Regions from separate parts of the Homo sapiens genome. Here regions 1 and 3 are each linked to region 2. Evidence: chromatin contacts called from ENCODE Hi-C or POLR2A ChIA-PET data. All regions are on one chromosome and are shown on one strand. The core of a region is the stretch at or near the end of the contact, and the rest is flanking DNA. Distances in the headings are between cores, read along the strand shown.

Evidence for each region. Hi-C counts contacts between places; a loop is a spot of excess contacts on that map. ChIA-PET counts read pairs that join two places held with the same protein, here RNA polymerase II (POLR2A). Pooled maps may share reads with other maps.
Region 1: a loop to region 2 is called in a map with no recorded cell type, with 7 times the contacts of the local background. The contact joins the promoter of RPS17 here to the promoter of MRPL46 in region 2. A Hi-C loop is called at or near these places in 1 of 37 single-sample maps with no recorded cell type and 7 of 50 pooled maps. POLR2A ChIA-PET finds 5 or more read pairs at or near these places in 1 of 52 experiments (CD8-positive, alpha-beta memory T cell).
Region 3: a pooled map shows a loop between it and region 2 (4-fold over the local background). The contact joins the promoter of RAMAC here to the promoter of MRPL46 in region 2. A Hi-C loop is called at or near these places in 7 of 50 pooled maps.

What each region holds. Positions count from the first base shown.
Region 1 is chr15:82,537,169-82,541,706 of GRCh38, reverse strand. It overlaps RPS17 (ribosomal protein S17), which reads left to right and starts at 1,250. Exons shown (of 5, transcript NM_001021.6): 1 at 1,250-1,281; 2 at 1,575-1,726; 3 at 2,722-2,827; 4 at 3,336-3,401. The coding sequence starts at 1,279. RefSeq lists an enhancer at 393-894 and silencers at 1,014-1,113, 1,124-1,243.
Region 2 is chr15:88,465,474-88,469,893 of GRCh38, reverse strand. MRPL46 (mitochondrial ribosomal protein L46) reads left to right here and starts at 2,506. Exons shown (of 4, transcript NM_022163.4): 1 at 2,506-2,744; 2 at 4,121-4,307. The coding sequence starts at 2,517. MRPS11 (mitochondrial ribosomal protein S11) reads right to left here and starts at 2,186. Exons shown (of 6, transcript NM_022839.5): 1 at 2,112-2,186; 2 at 1,870-1,986. The coding sequence starts at 2,176. RefSeq lists enhancers at 2,336-2,505, 2,972-4,171.
Region 3 is chr15:82,984,415-82,988,668 of GRCh38, reverse strand. It overlaps RAMAC (RNA guanine-7 methyltransferase activating subunit), which reads right to left and starts at 2,459. Exons shown (of 4, transcript NM_031452.4): 1 at 2,300-2,459; 2 at 1,285-1,333. It also overlaps a transcript of HOMER2 not described here.

The DNA.
Region 1 (4,538 bases), core at 1-2,500, 5.9 Mb after region 2:
AATCGCTTGAACTTGGGAGGCAGAGGTTGCAGTGAGCCGAGATCGCGCCACTGCACTCCAGCCTGGGCGACAGCAAGACTCCGTCTCAAAAACAAAAACAAAAACAAAAACCCTGATCTTTCACTTCGGGCCTGACAGCAGCTTGACTGGAAGTTTGCTCCCGCAGTTCTGAGATTCTGGCCTTTTCTTTTGTCCCATTGGTACTTTTTGCTGCCAGGGTTTCCTGTCCTTCAGGTTTCCATCCCCAATCAGTTGAGAGTCCGACTGGAGTACCCAAGGTGCGTTGAGGAATGAGGCACAGCCCTGGGCTTAACTCATCCAGCCTGGCCAGCTCAGCCTTCCCCTGTCAGGTGGGAGCCTAGGATTGCTGTCAGCCCAGGGAGCAGAGTTGGAAGAAGGGGGCAGGGCCCTACCTAGGCTGCGGCCCATCGGGGCAGCCTGCGCTGGTGGCTTCGGAAGGCCCTGGTTTGAGGATGGGTGCGGCAGGAACAGCCTGAAGATAGTGGATGGAGAAGGTACCTGAGGTGTTGGGAGCTCTGCTGGTGAGCTGGGCCCTTCACGTCAATGTTAGAGGTTGTTACGTGCTAGGCGCTGTTCAAGCACTGGGAATTAGCTAAACAAAATGACCATTACTGTCATGGAGCTCACCCCTAGTTGAGAAAAATAAGCCGAATCACACGGCAAGTGCTAGGAAATATAAGCAGGGATAGTGAGGGAGTTATTTTACCTAAGTTTGAAGGGAAAGCCCTCTGATAAGGCGACATTTGAGCAAAGGCCCGGAAGAAATGAGATACGTCTCGCCCAGTCGCACCCTGTCTCTACCTGACAAGTCTCCGGCCCGCGGACTGAGTGGGGGACCTGGGCGGCCGCCATCCCCCACTTCCTCATTGTTCCACGGCCCTGGATCGCCTTCTTTTCTCGGTCCTCCCGAGGACCGGATGCTTCTCCTCTCCCTGGCGTGTGTGGAAGAGATGGACGCTACGCTAGAGCACATCGCACGGGCGGTCCCATTAAAAATCAGATGGGGGAGAGAAGCGAGCCCAAGTCAACCGAGGGGAGCGGGGAGCGGAAAGGGAGGAGCCGTCGGGGGCGGGACAGACACCCTGCCCACCGGAGGGGCGCGCCACCGCCGCCCCCGCTCCACTCCGCCAGGGGGCGCTGTGTGGCTCCCGAGTAGGCTCAGAGCGACCGTGGCCGGGCGGAAGCGGCTTTCTGGCCTAAGCTTTAACAGGCTTCGCCTGTGCTTCCTGTTTCCTCTTTTACCAAGGACCCGCCAACATGGTAGGTGTTTTGGCTCGAGGCCGCCATCCTCCACAATCGTCCCCCATCTGCAGCTTCCCGCGGTCCTCAGCCCACAGAGAGGCCCTGGGCCGGGAAGGCGCAGAGCCCTGTCAGGCTGGAGCGCAACGGGCCGGCGGCTTCCGCATTAAGCCCGGCGCCCGGCACTGTTTAGCCGGGCCCTCTCCGGCTCAGCGCAGCCGGCGGTCCCCAACCACACCGGCCGGGGCTCGGCGCCGCACTCTTCCCAGAAGGTTGCGCTGGCTCGTGAGTGATCCTGTCCTCTCCACCCGCAGGGCCGCGTTCGCACCAAAACCGTGAAGAAGGCGGCCCGGGTCATCATAGAAAAGTACTACACGCGCCTGGGCAACGACTTCCACACGAACAAGCGCGTGTGCGAGGAGATCGCCATTATCCCCAGCAAAAAGCTCCGCAACAAGATAGCAGGGTGAGTCGGGCCTTCCTCGGCCTCCGGGGCTCCGCGATCTGTTTGTGTGCTCTGCCGCCCTCCGACTCGGGAAGAGACGGTGCCTTGGTGGTTTCGTTAGCCTGAGACTCCCTGGTGTCCCGGAGAAGGGCTAGAGCTCTGCGTGTGCAGGATTTCTGTTGTGAACTTAGGCCTGTGTCATGACTGGCCGCGGTGACCCTGGGTCGAAGGTAGCCACCGTCAGACCTCTTGCTTTGAAGCTACGTTGCTTTTAGTTGTCAACTTTTTTCTTTCTTTTTTTTCTTTTTTTTTTGAGACGGAATCTTGCCCTGGCGCCCAGGCTAGAGTGCAGTGGCGCCATCTCGGCTCACTGCAACCTCCGTCTCCCGGGTTCAAGCGATTGTCATGCCTCAGCCTTCCCAGTAGCTGGGATTAGAGGCACGTGCTACCACACTCGGCTAATTTTTGTATTTTTAGTAGACAACAGGGTTTCACAATGTTGACCAGGCTGGTCTCGAACACCTGACCTCAAGCGATCCGCCCGCCTCGGCCTCCCAAATTGCTGGGATTACAGGCGTGAGCCACCTCGCCCGGCTGGATGTCAACTTCTAATGCTTACTTCACAGTTGCAGTTACTGTTCGAGAGATTTATAGGCATATGGCCTGGAAGAATAGTGCCAAAGTCAACGTATTAATTGCCAAGTTATGTGAATTTGAAATTGGAAGAAAATGAAGGCTGTGAAGGGTCGTGAAACTGCGGGGCGGGGCGGGGCGAGTTGGGGGTGGGGCGCTTGATCATCATGAAGGAGAGTTTGAATAGAGAGTGAGAAACCAAGGGGAAGGAATGCTCAGGCCAGTGGAGGTTCTATGTGTAGGAGGTCCCAGGATAGTGAGTCCTCTTCCTTCTCACTGTGGAAAAGAACTAAAGCGGGTATTTATATATGCACATGTGCTCAGTACCAGGTGGGAGTTGATTTGTCTTCTCACTGTTCTCTTTGGCTGTGTGTGCTTTGTAGTTATGTCACGCATCTGATGAAGCGAATTCAGAGAGGCCCAGTAAGAGGTATCTCCATCAAGCTGCAGGAGGAGGAGAGAGAAAGGAGAGACAATTATGTTCCTGAGGTAAACTTTCTGGATATTTGGGCTTCTGGCTAATCCTCAAATGATAAAGCTATGGGTTCTTGGCTTCCAAAGGGACCTCAGCTGAATCTGAGACCTTTAATCCATACATTCCATAACCAGCTGTGGGTGCCCATAGGCCCCCTACCAGTTTCTTAGCCTCCATTCTGCTCTTCTGGAACCAGTTAAGTCTATTCCATATTTCATGAGAGCCCTTAATGTTGATTTGATGACTGCTGTCGTGGCTCGATTGTTTGCCCCTAATATAGTATTCTTTGGTGTAAACACAGACTTCAAGTGTTCTGAATACTGAATGAGGGCATGGGAAGGTAAGGCCAGAAGAACAGGTCATCGGGGTCTGTAATACTGTAAGAGACTGCTCACCTTGTGAGAGGAATGCTATCCTTGTGCAGCTCCTCTTCCCCATATTTAAGAACCTGGGGAGAGGAGGAGGAGAGGTGAGTGATAATCTCATTGATTGGTATTTTGACCCTACCTCGTTTCCTTGTAGGTCTCAGCCTTGGATCAGGAGATTATTGAAGTAGATCCTGACACTAAGGAAATGCTGAAGCTTTTGGTAAGTGTTTGCTGGATTCCTAAAGTGGTATTTTCCTGGTCAAAAACCATCAGTAGGTCTTATTATCCAAGGTCACCCAGCTAGTAAGTGGCAGAGTTGGGAATCCCATCTAAACTTGTAGCCACTAAACTGGACTGCTTTCATAAGGGGTGTAGCGGAAGTTGTGTGCATTGAGTTAGTTCGCCACAAGATCATGATTCCCAAATCTAGTGGCTTCCAGGACACCTTTTCTCTCTTGGCTGCTTCTGTTCTTGGTTTTATAGCTGGCTTACGTTGCCCCCTTTGTGTCAGCCCTGGCTGAATCTGCCTGCTTTTCTTCTGTGAAGGCATTCCTTTGGTGTCTCCATGCTAACCACTCAGAAATGAGCTTTGGTCCATTTCCAGGTACATACAAGGCACTACTTAGGTAGTTCACGAGTATCTTCATTGCACTTTGATGTTTTTTCTATGGCTTATCTTAGTCCTTTTGCATACTTGGGTGAAAGCATGGGCTTCATGGGCGGTTGGTGATTTTGAACAACTTCATTTTTCCTATTTTTATGGTCATTAAATGTTTAAGACACTCAAAAAGGTAGTAGCAAAATGAACTCACATGTACTTTCCCAGCTTCAGAAAAACATCACCAGTACAGCTACAGCCCCGCTGTGGGTCTTTTCTTCCTGAAATAACCACTGCGCTGAATGCAGCATTTTTGTTGAAACTAAAATGGGTTTCTGAGGACCAAATAGGACATGGAGTTCCAGGTATAAGTTGGGCCCTTGGCTTCTTGCCCTGCCTACCAGCCTGAACTTGTTTGAGGGCAGGGTCTGCTCTTGCCTCCCTCCCTTCTGCTTGATGCCTTGTGTACTTGGGCCCTTCACAAATGTTGATTAGATTAGTAATAGCTCTTACCCAGGGCTGGTCCTGGAAAGCAAGTGGCACTGTGTATTCTCAAAGGGACAGAGTTTTGCTTTAGAGGACATTTGGCAATGTCCAGACACATTTTTCGTTCTCATAGCCAGGGGATACCTGCTAACTTCTAAGGGGTAGAGGCCAAGGATGTTGCTAAACTTTCTGCAATACACAGTACAGCTGCCTATAACAAAGAATGTCCAGCCCAGGATGTCTACGTTGCCAAGATTGAGAAACGGTGTTTTA
Region 2 (4,420 bases), core at 1,257-3,756:
CCAACAAAATTTGGGGTCTTCCTTCGCTCCTTTTTCTCACACTGTATATTAACAAATCCTGCTTGTTCTACCTTCAAAATATGTCAGACCATTCATAATACCTCCATGGCAATAACCATGGTCCAAGCCACCATTGTTTCTTGTCTGGATTATTTCAATAGTCTTCTAACTGCTTAGAGGACTTTTCCCAGCTTCCATTCTTGCTCTCCAATGGTTTAATATCAACACAGCAGCCAAAGAGCTTACAAGATCTTGTCAGCAAGATCATGTCAACCCTTTATTCAGCAATTTCCATTGGCCTCCCATTTCATTCACAGTAAAAGCTGAAGTCCTCACAACGGCCTACAAAGTCCTACAGAATGTGGCTATGCAGGCCTGCTTGACCCCCACTTCCCCTTTCCAACCGTTATACTCCTACATTTTACTTGTTTTCTATTTACTGTCTTCTACCCACTGGAATTTAAGTTCTATGAGGGCAGGGCTTTTTGTCTGTTTGGTCAGGGATATATCCCCAACACTCTGAACAGTGCCTGGCATTGTTGAAGAAATGACTACAACAGAATCTTGGTTTAGATGCTTTCAGCAGCTCCTCACTGCCTTCAGTGGGGACAGCGTAAAAGCTCCAGTGTGACAGACAAGACCCCTGGCATTCTGATGCCTTCTTGTCTTGTTGGCCTCATCTGCCATCACATACACACCTGAACACACCATGTTTTTTCATACCACATGCCTTTACACAGATGGTTACCTTTGTCTCCAATGACCCACTTCAACTTGTCCAGATGAACTCCCATTCACTTCTGAGCTCCATGTTCTTTTCTCCATGGTCTTGCCTGATTTCCTCAGGAATGAGACACTTATTCTTTTTTTTTTTTTTTTTCTTTGAGACAGAGTCTCAATCTGTCACCCAGGCTGGAGTACAGTGGCGTGATCTTGGCTCACTGCAACCTCCGCTCCCTGGGTTCATGCGATTCTTCTACTTCAGCCTCCTGAGTGGCTGGGATTACAGGTGCCAGACATCACGCCTGGCTAGTTTTTGTGCTTTTAGTGGAGACGGGGTTTCGCCATGTTGGCCAGGCTGGTCTCGATCTCCTGACCTCAAGTAATTCGCCCACCTTGGCCGCCTAAAGTGCTGGGATTAAAGGCATGAGCTACTGCACCCGGCCAGGAGTTAGACACTTATGATTTCATACTTCCAACCAATGCTTACCTCCATTATATTATTGAGCAGATTATGGTTAAAATGTTTGCATGTTTGTCTTCCCTCAAAGACTGTGAACTACTTGTGGGGAGGAATGATCTTTTGTATCTGTATTCACGGCACCTAGCATGGTGTCTCACTCATAGTAGATTCTTGGTAAATGTTTGTTAAATGGATGTGAAGTTAAGTGGATGTGTATACAGCATACAGAGGTGGTGGCACTGGTGGGAAGCAAGATGCCAGTTCCTAGGGCTGAGCACAAAACCCACCCTGGACCATCCGTAAGACGTGCAGGAACATCTGTTCCATCGCTAGCGCCCTCTACCTCCCCATTTTGTTTTGGAGGCAGGGAAGGTTATTGGTCTGAAAAGATCTCCATCTCAGAAGAAAAGAACGCTGATACATGTTATGGATATCTCACATTCACTCATTGATTTAACGAATGTTCACTGAACATTTACTCTGTACCACGGCTCATCTGATTCTCACAACCTCTCTCAGCATTATCCGCATTTTTAGATGAGAAGGCTGAGGCTCAGATTTATTTGCATAAGGTCCCACGGATAGCAAGTGACATAGCTGAAAATTCACTGGTTCTGACTCTGGAGGGTGTCGGGCAAGAGTCAGGGGTTGCGGGTCTCCAGAGGGCTGGTCCAAGTGGGGCTCACCTGAACTTGGTGTGGCTGGGAGCCGCGTTCTGTTCAACTTTCTGCTTGGCCGCAGCGTCTTGGAGCTGTCGAGCGCCTGTGCAGATGGTCCCGGCCGGCGTTCTGGCCACGACCCTGCTGGGAAGAAAAGCTCGGTGAGGGCCACGGCCTAACGGTCACTGGGGCCCGGGTGGCTCAAGGGACACGAGTAGGAGCATAGTCCTGGAGGTGGCGGTGGGCTCGAGGGGGCAGTCATTTGTTACCCGGCTGTCTGGGGCCAAGTCCAGGACCGCAGGAACCGCGACCCCGCGTTTCTCACAGCCTGCATGACTTGAATTGACCCCAGTCAGTTTCCGTCTGCAGCGACAGTCACAGCTGCGCCGGCGCCGGTACCATGAGTGCCTGTCGGGGAGGGGACAGAAGGGAAAGTCATCTACTCTTCATTAGGTCCACTGAATATTTTTATTTCCATTTAAATGCTCAATAAGACTTTCACTGTAGTTCACCAGGGGATTCTTTCCCTTTTTTAATGTTCTGAGATGGTGGGTCACCCCCTCCATATGCGAATGGTTCGTTCTAGCAGTTCCGGGACTGAGCTTTCCCCTAGTTTGCCGCTCCCGCGGCTGAGGGATCCCTGGGAGCCGCGGTGCATTGTGGGAGAACGAAAGATGGCGGCGCCCGTAAGGCGGACGCTGTTAGGGGTGGCGGGGGGTTGGCGGCGGTTCGAGAGGCTCTGGGCCGGCAGTCTAAGCTCTCGCAGCCTGGCTCTTGCAGCCGCACCCTCAAGCAACGGATCCCCATGGCGCTTGTTGGGCGCGTTGTGCCTGCAGCGGCCACCTGTAGTCTCCAAGCCGTTGACCCCATTGCAGGAAGAGATGGCGTCTCTACTGCAGCAGGTGGGACTGAGATGCAGGGTTCAGAGTGACGTTTATTCTGCGTGACTTTGAGCGAGTAATTTCACCTCTCTGAACTTAAGTATACGGTACTTATCCGCAGAATGGTACCTACCTTACTGACTTGGTTTGGTACATAGATGTTCAACAAAAAGTGGTTTCTTTTCATTGGCCGTGTTTATTGTCACCTTAGACAACTCTTTGGAGATACTCTACTTCTTGTTCATGCAACACAATAGGGATCCTGTGGTGAACAAGAATCGGTCCGTGTCACTAGGAGCTTACAAGTCTGGAGGGAGAAAGTCTTTGTGATGTGATGAATGTTAAGAAGGAAATACAAGAGGCGGTGGGCACATCTGTCAGATGCCTATGATAAGCCTACTCTGTTTTATCTCATGGGGCTATCTGTGTGAGGGGCAAGTGAGGAAGCATGGGCAAAAACAGTGTAGTGGCTGTGAAGGTGTGAGGTCGCTACAGAAAGTGTTTGAAGGGTGATATGTTTCCTCAGAATCCGAGATGTTTTTGTCTTGGTCTGTTGAGAACTATAAACTTCTCTTCTGTGCTTTTTGCTTGATTTATTCATTTACTCGCTCGCTTGACAAATATTTGTTACTCAACCTACAGATGTTCATTGTGCCCATACTATGCATCAGAGAGTATGTTAAGTGATAGAGATGCTGTAATGAATAAGGCAGAAGTAGCTCTGGTTCTCAGAGTACTTCAGTCTAGTTGAGTGAGGGGATCAGTCAGTAACCAAATAATCATACAACTAAATGCAGACCCTGATAAGTGTTGTTAAGGAAAACACAAGGCACTATAAGAGTGTTTAACAAATACATCACATTTTGATTTTATGGTGAGTGTCAAGGAATGCCTCAGACTTTCTGAATACAGGTTTTTCTCTTTATGAGAAATGTCTCTCTGAGACAGTCATATTTAAATTGAAATCAGAAAGATGAGTAGGACTCTCCCAGAAGAAAGAATGTGAGGAAAAACATTCTAGGAAGAAGGAACAACCTCTTGAAAGTCCCTGAACAGGAAAGTCCTTGGTGAGTGAGATTCTGATCAAAGACTGACATGACTGGATTGTGGTGAGTCAGCAGGCATTGCCCAACCCAGCTCTCTGTTTTTGTAGCACTCTTGACCCCCAGTGACATTGTAACATTTTTGGCAAATGTAACTCAAGCCCAAAGTTCAGAGGACCTTTTTTTCCCTCCATTTCCTTTCTGCATGGTGTTTTGACTGTGTATCTGGTTATGTTGGGTGATAAACTTCTGAGCTTGCCAAGTGTGCCATGTCTCTGTTTTATTCTTCCTGTTTTTTTTTTCCTTTTAATTTTGCCAGATTAAGGTAGTTTTTTGCCCTTTGAATTTTCCCAGATTGAGATAGAGAGAAGCCTGTATTCAGACCACGAGCTTCGTGCTCTGGATGAAAACCAGCGACTGGCAAAGAAGAAAGCTGACCTTCATGATGAAGAAGATGAACAGGATATATTGCTGGCGCAAGATTTGGAAGATATGTGGGAGCAGAAATTTCTACAGTTCAAACTTGGAGCTCGCATAACAGGTTGTGATCCTTTTAGGCCAGCCAGAAGGAAGGGAAAAGGGGTATTTGGATTCCCAAATAAAAGACAGTTGCTTGGCCCCTGCTTTGTGTTTTAAGTAACAAATAATTTCATA
Region 3 (4,254 bases), core at 1,210-3,709, 5.5 Mb after region 2:
AAGAGACGGGATCTCGCCATGTTGCCTAGGCTGGAAGTCTTGGGCTTCGGTGATCCTCCTGCCTTGGCTTCCCAAAGTGCTGGGATTACAGGCATGAGCCACTGTGCCTGGCCCGAATTATTTTTCTTACTTTATTAACTTCCAATAAAAGGTTTGGGACAAAAAGATGTGACAATGGAAGCTATTGTGATAACTTCTTCATTAGTCTGCCTTTCCTCCAAACATATGCAAATATTTGTAACATTTATACTACCTACTTTAACCCCAACAAAATTAAACGGAAATTATTGTTGCATTGCAAGAAACAATATGTAGATTTTTTCTTTTTCCTTTTCCCCCAGACGGAGTCTTGCTCTGTCACCCAGAGTTGGAGTGCAATGGCGCGATCTCAGCACACTGCAACCTCTGCCTCCCAGGTTCAAGCAATTCTCCTGCCTCAGCCTCCCAAGTAGCTGGGATTACAGGCACGCGCCACCACACCCAGCTAATTTTTGCATTTTTAGTAGAGATGGGGTTTTGTTGGCCAGGCGGGTCTTGAACTCCTGACCTCATAATCCGCCCGCTTTGGCCTCCCAAAGTCCTGGGATTACAGGTATGAGCCACTGCGCCCAGCCTTTTTTTTTTTTTTTTTTTGAGACGGAGTTTCACTCTTGTTGCCCAGGCTAGAGTGCAATGGCGCGATCTCGGCTCACTGCAATCTCTGCCTCTCGAATTCAAGTGATTCTCCTGTCTCTGCCTCCCGAATAGCTGGGATTACAGGTGCACGCCCGCTCGCTAATTTTTGTATTTTTAGTAGAGACAGGGTTTCATCATGTTGGCCAGGCTGATCTTGAACTCCTGACCTCAGGTGATCTGCCTGCCTCAGCCTCCCAAAGTACTGGGATAACAGGCATAAGCCACCGCGCCCAGCCTGACACTCTTATCTTTCAGGCTATTGCTCTTAGTATGCTTTATCAAATACCAAATATCAGACTTTCAATGTGTCTGGGATTGGCAAACTATATCAAATTCTCAAATCCAAGGAATGAGTTTTAAATAAATTCAGCTAATTAAAAATCATGTCTAGAATTCTAGTGGGATCACAGAAATCACTAAAAAGATGACCCATACCTAATCCAGATGGGCAGTAAAAATCATAAGGCAAGGAAAAGGTGCTACTCCATTTTTATGTTCTCATATGTTCTCCCACGACTCCCCACCCATACTCATGTAAACAAATATCAACTGTATTATTACTGAGAACGAAATTTAAATAGAATGTTAATCGACCCAAGCTTTACTTACCCCAAAGGTTTGAGGCAGCTGTACTGCTTAATGTTTAGGTTGTTTAAATCTGTGGGAGGAAAAAAACAAACTTGACTTTATTTAAGGAAACTCTCAAAAGGTGTTTGTAGGGGAGGGTGGCGCATAAGAGTCTTATTCAAGGAAAGAATTGGAGTAAAAGTGCTCTAAGGCCAGGCGCGGTGGCTCACCTCTGTAATCCCAACACTTTGGGAGGCCGAGGCGGGCAGATCACGAAGTCAAGAGATCGAGACCAGCCTGGCTAACACGGTGAAACCTCGTCTCTCCTAAAAATAGAAAAAATTAGCCAGGCGTGGTGGCATGTGCCTGTAGTCCCAGCTACTCGGGAGGCTGAGGCAGGAGAATCGCTTGAACTTGGGAGGCGGAGATCGCGCCACTGCACTCCAGCCTGGGCGACAGAGCGAGACTCCGTCTCAAAAAAAAAACAAAAAACAAACCAAAAAAACGCTCTAAAGACTTCCAAAGCTAATATTCCAAAGAGGGAACTGGTTCTCAAGAGCAAGAAGCTACAAGATTTGTCCTCTGGGCCTTCAAAAGCAAAATAGTTCAAGTATGAATACAAACTTCATAAAGTATGTATGTTCTTTTAGGGTAAGCCTTTCAGATTTGTACTTGAATACTGCTAATTTATTCACCACAAATAAAACCACAAAGAACTTTGGCTGCGGGCGACTAACCCTGGAAATAACCAACCAGAATGGGGTTTCGCTGCCCTGGGAGGTGAGCCCGGGGAACAGACGAAGATGCAGACTGAAAACAACTGCGTTTTCCAGTCCGTCCTCAAGGCACATCACAGCTTGCTTACCAAGGTTCTGGCAGATTTGCTCCCTTCCGAAGCACCTTATACCTCCAGAAGTGAGGGAAATTATGGGCCGTGAGAAGTAAACGGGCTTCGGTCTAGCAAAGAGTACAGATCACCGCACAGGGGGAGGACACCTCGCTGGCCACCCAGCTCGGCCGCCCCGCTCCCTCCTCCCGGGCGTCCGGGGCGACTCACCCGCCAAGGGCTATGTCAATCCAGCTCAGGCCGAACCCCGCCGGCGAGACACTGAGAAGCCCAGGAGAGGTGGCCTCTGGTCCACTACACCGTGGAACTCCAGACCACTCCAGTTCTCCAATGTAACCGAGCGCCTTCCTCTAAAATCCGACAACCACCTGACTTCCGCTTCCGGCGGGCTAAAGTTGAGGGTGCCTGTCAAGTCTCGCGATAACTAAGGCTCTCCGTGTGGATCGCTTTGCAACAGATCGCTTCTTCAAATGCTGGCACAACGCCCAGAGCTCGATGAGGTGTGGGCAAGTAGCTGTCTAAAGGTGGATGATGCCCTCCATGCACTTTCAGCCTGCCTGGTGGCTGGGCAGTCGAAAACGTCGCCGTCTATTAAGCTCCTTTGATTGGGAGCAGGTGACGGGTAGAGACGGAAGTTCTGGGAATCACCGGAGAAGGGAGGGAAGGGCTCCTTCCGGCCGCCTGCTCCCGGAGTCTTCGTGGGGAACGTGAGGTGAGAGCAGGCGGTGAAGAGTAGACACGACTGATGACTTCAGGGATGCTACACCTTTCTCTCCTGCCTGGGCAAGCCTCGGTAGTAAGATTTCCGTAGTCCGTTTTGTATGTGGTTTTGCAGAAACATACCCCCTCTCTGCTCCAGCTTCAGTCGTCAGTATCCAGCTACTTCCAAGAGTCTTGCCCATGTCTTGTGGGATGTTCAGCAAATGTATAAACACTTAATATCCCGACAAAGCTTGGCCTCTTCCCTCCCAAATTACTTCCCAGGCTATGCACCCGTTTTTGTTAATACAACCAACTTGGAAACTTTGATGTCAGATTTGATGCCCTTTCTTGCCTTTCCATGCTCCAATCACTTGCCAAGTCCTGTCGATTGTACCCCTACAGTAATTCTTGCATCTTCTTACCCACTGCCCCCACCTAATCAACGTTCTCATTACCATCCCCTGCACGGTGTCAGTGCAGTACCTTTCTCATTGATGTCCTGCCTCTAGCATCACTCTGCTACTAGCCTATCTTACATATACCTGCTATAGGTGTAGCCATCTTCAAGCACCACCGTGATCCAAAATAGCTGATCCAATGGCTCTCTGTTGCCTGTAGATTAAAGGTCAAGTTTATTAACTTGGATTCAAAACTTTTTTTATTTTCTGCTGTTCCCCTTCCATTCTCCCTCAGTCAGTGGTAAACCAGACCCTGTGAAGTACGTCATGCATAAATTATTACATTTTTATAGATTGCTCATGTCCCTTGCATGAAATACCTGTCTCTCCCCCTCATCTCCAAATGTTGAAATTCTTTCCATTATTTAAAGCTTTAGAAAGTGACATCTCTACCTAGAAATAATTTTTCTTTCTATTGAGAGTCCATCATATTTCTGGAATTTCATGTATTTAGTTATTACCACTTTCTAACTTCGAACTAAAATTATTTACTTGCAAGTCTTTCCCCCTATTAAACTGTAAACAGGCCTTTATCTAATGCATTTCTACATTCTGGAGTGTATAACATTGTGCTTTTTTTGTTTGTTTGTTTGTTTGTTTCTTTGACACAGGGTCTCATTCTGTTGCCCAGGCTGGAGTGCAGTGACGTGGTCATGGCATACTGCAGCCTCGACTTCCTGGGCTCAGGCGATCCTCTCAGCTCAGCCTCCGGAGAGCTGGGACTACAGGTGCACACCACCACCCTGCTAATTTTTTGTATTTTTTGTAGAGATGGAATTTTGCAGTATTGCCCAGTCTGGTCTCGAACTCTGGGCTCAAGCAGTCCACCCACCTCAGCCTCCCAAAGGGCTGGGATTACAGGCCTGAGCCGTGGAGCCCAGCCCCACATTGTGCTTTTTCCATGACGTTAGCACTGAATAAATGTTTGTGGAATGAATGATAGAACTATGAATATTCCAAGTAATGTTTTAGAAACATTAACCTAGCAAAAGTATATAGGATAGT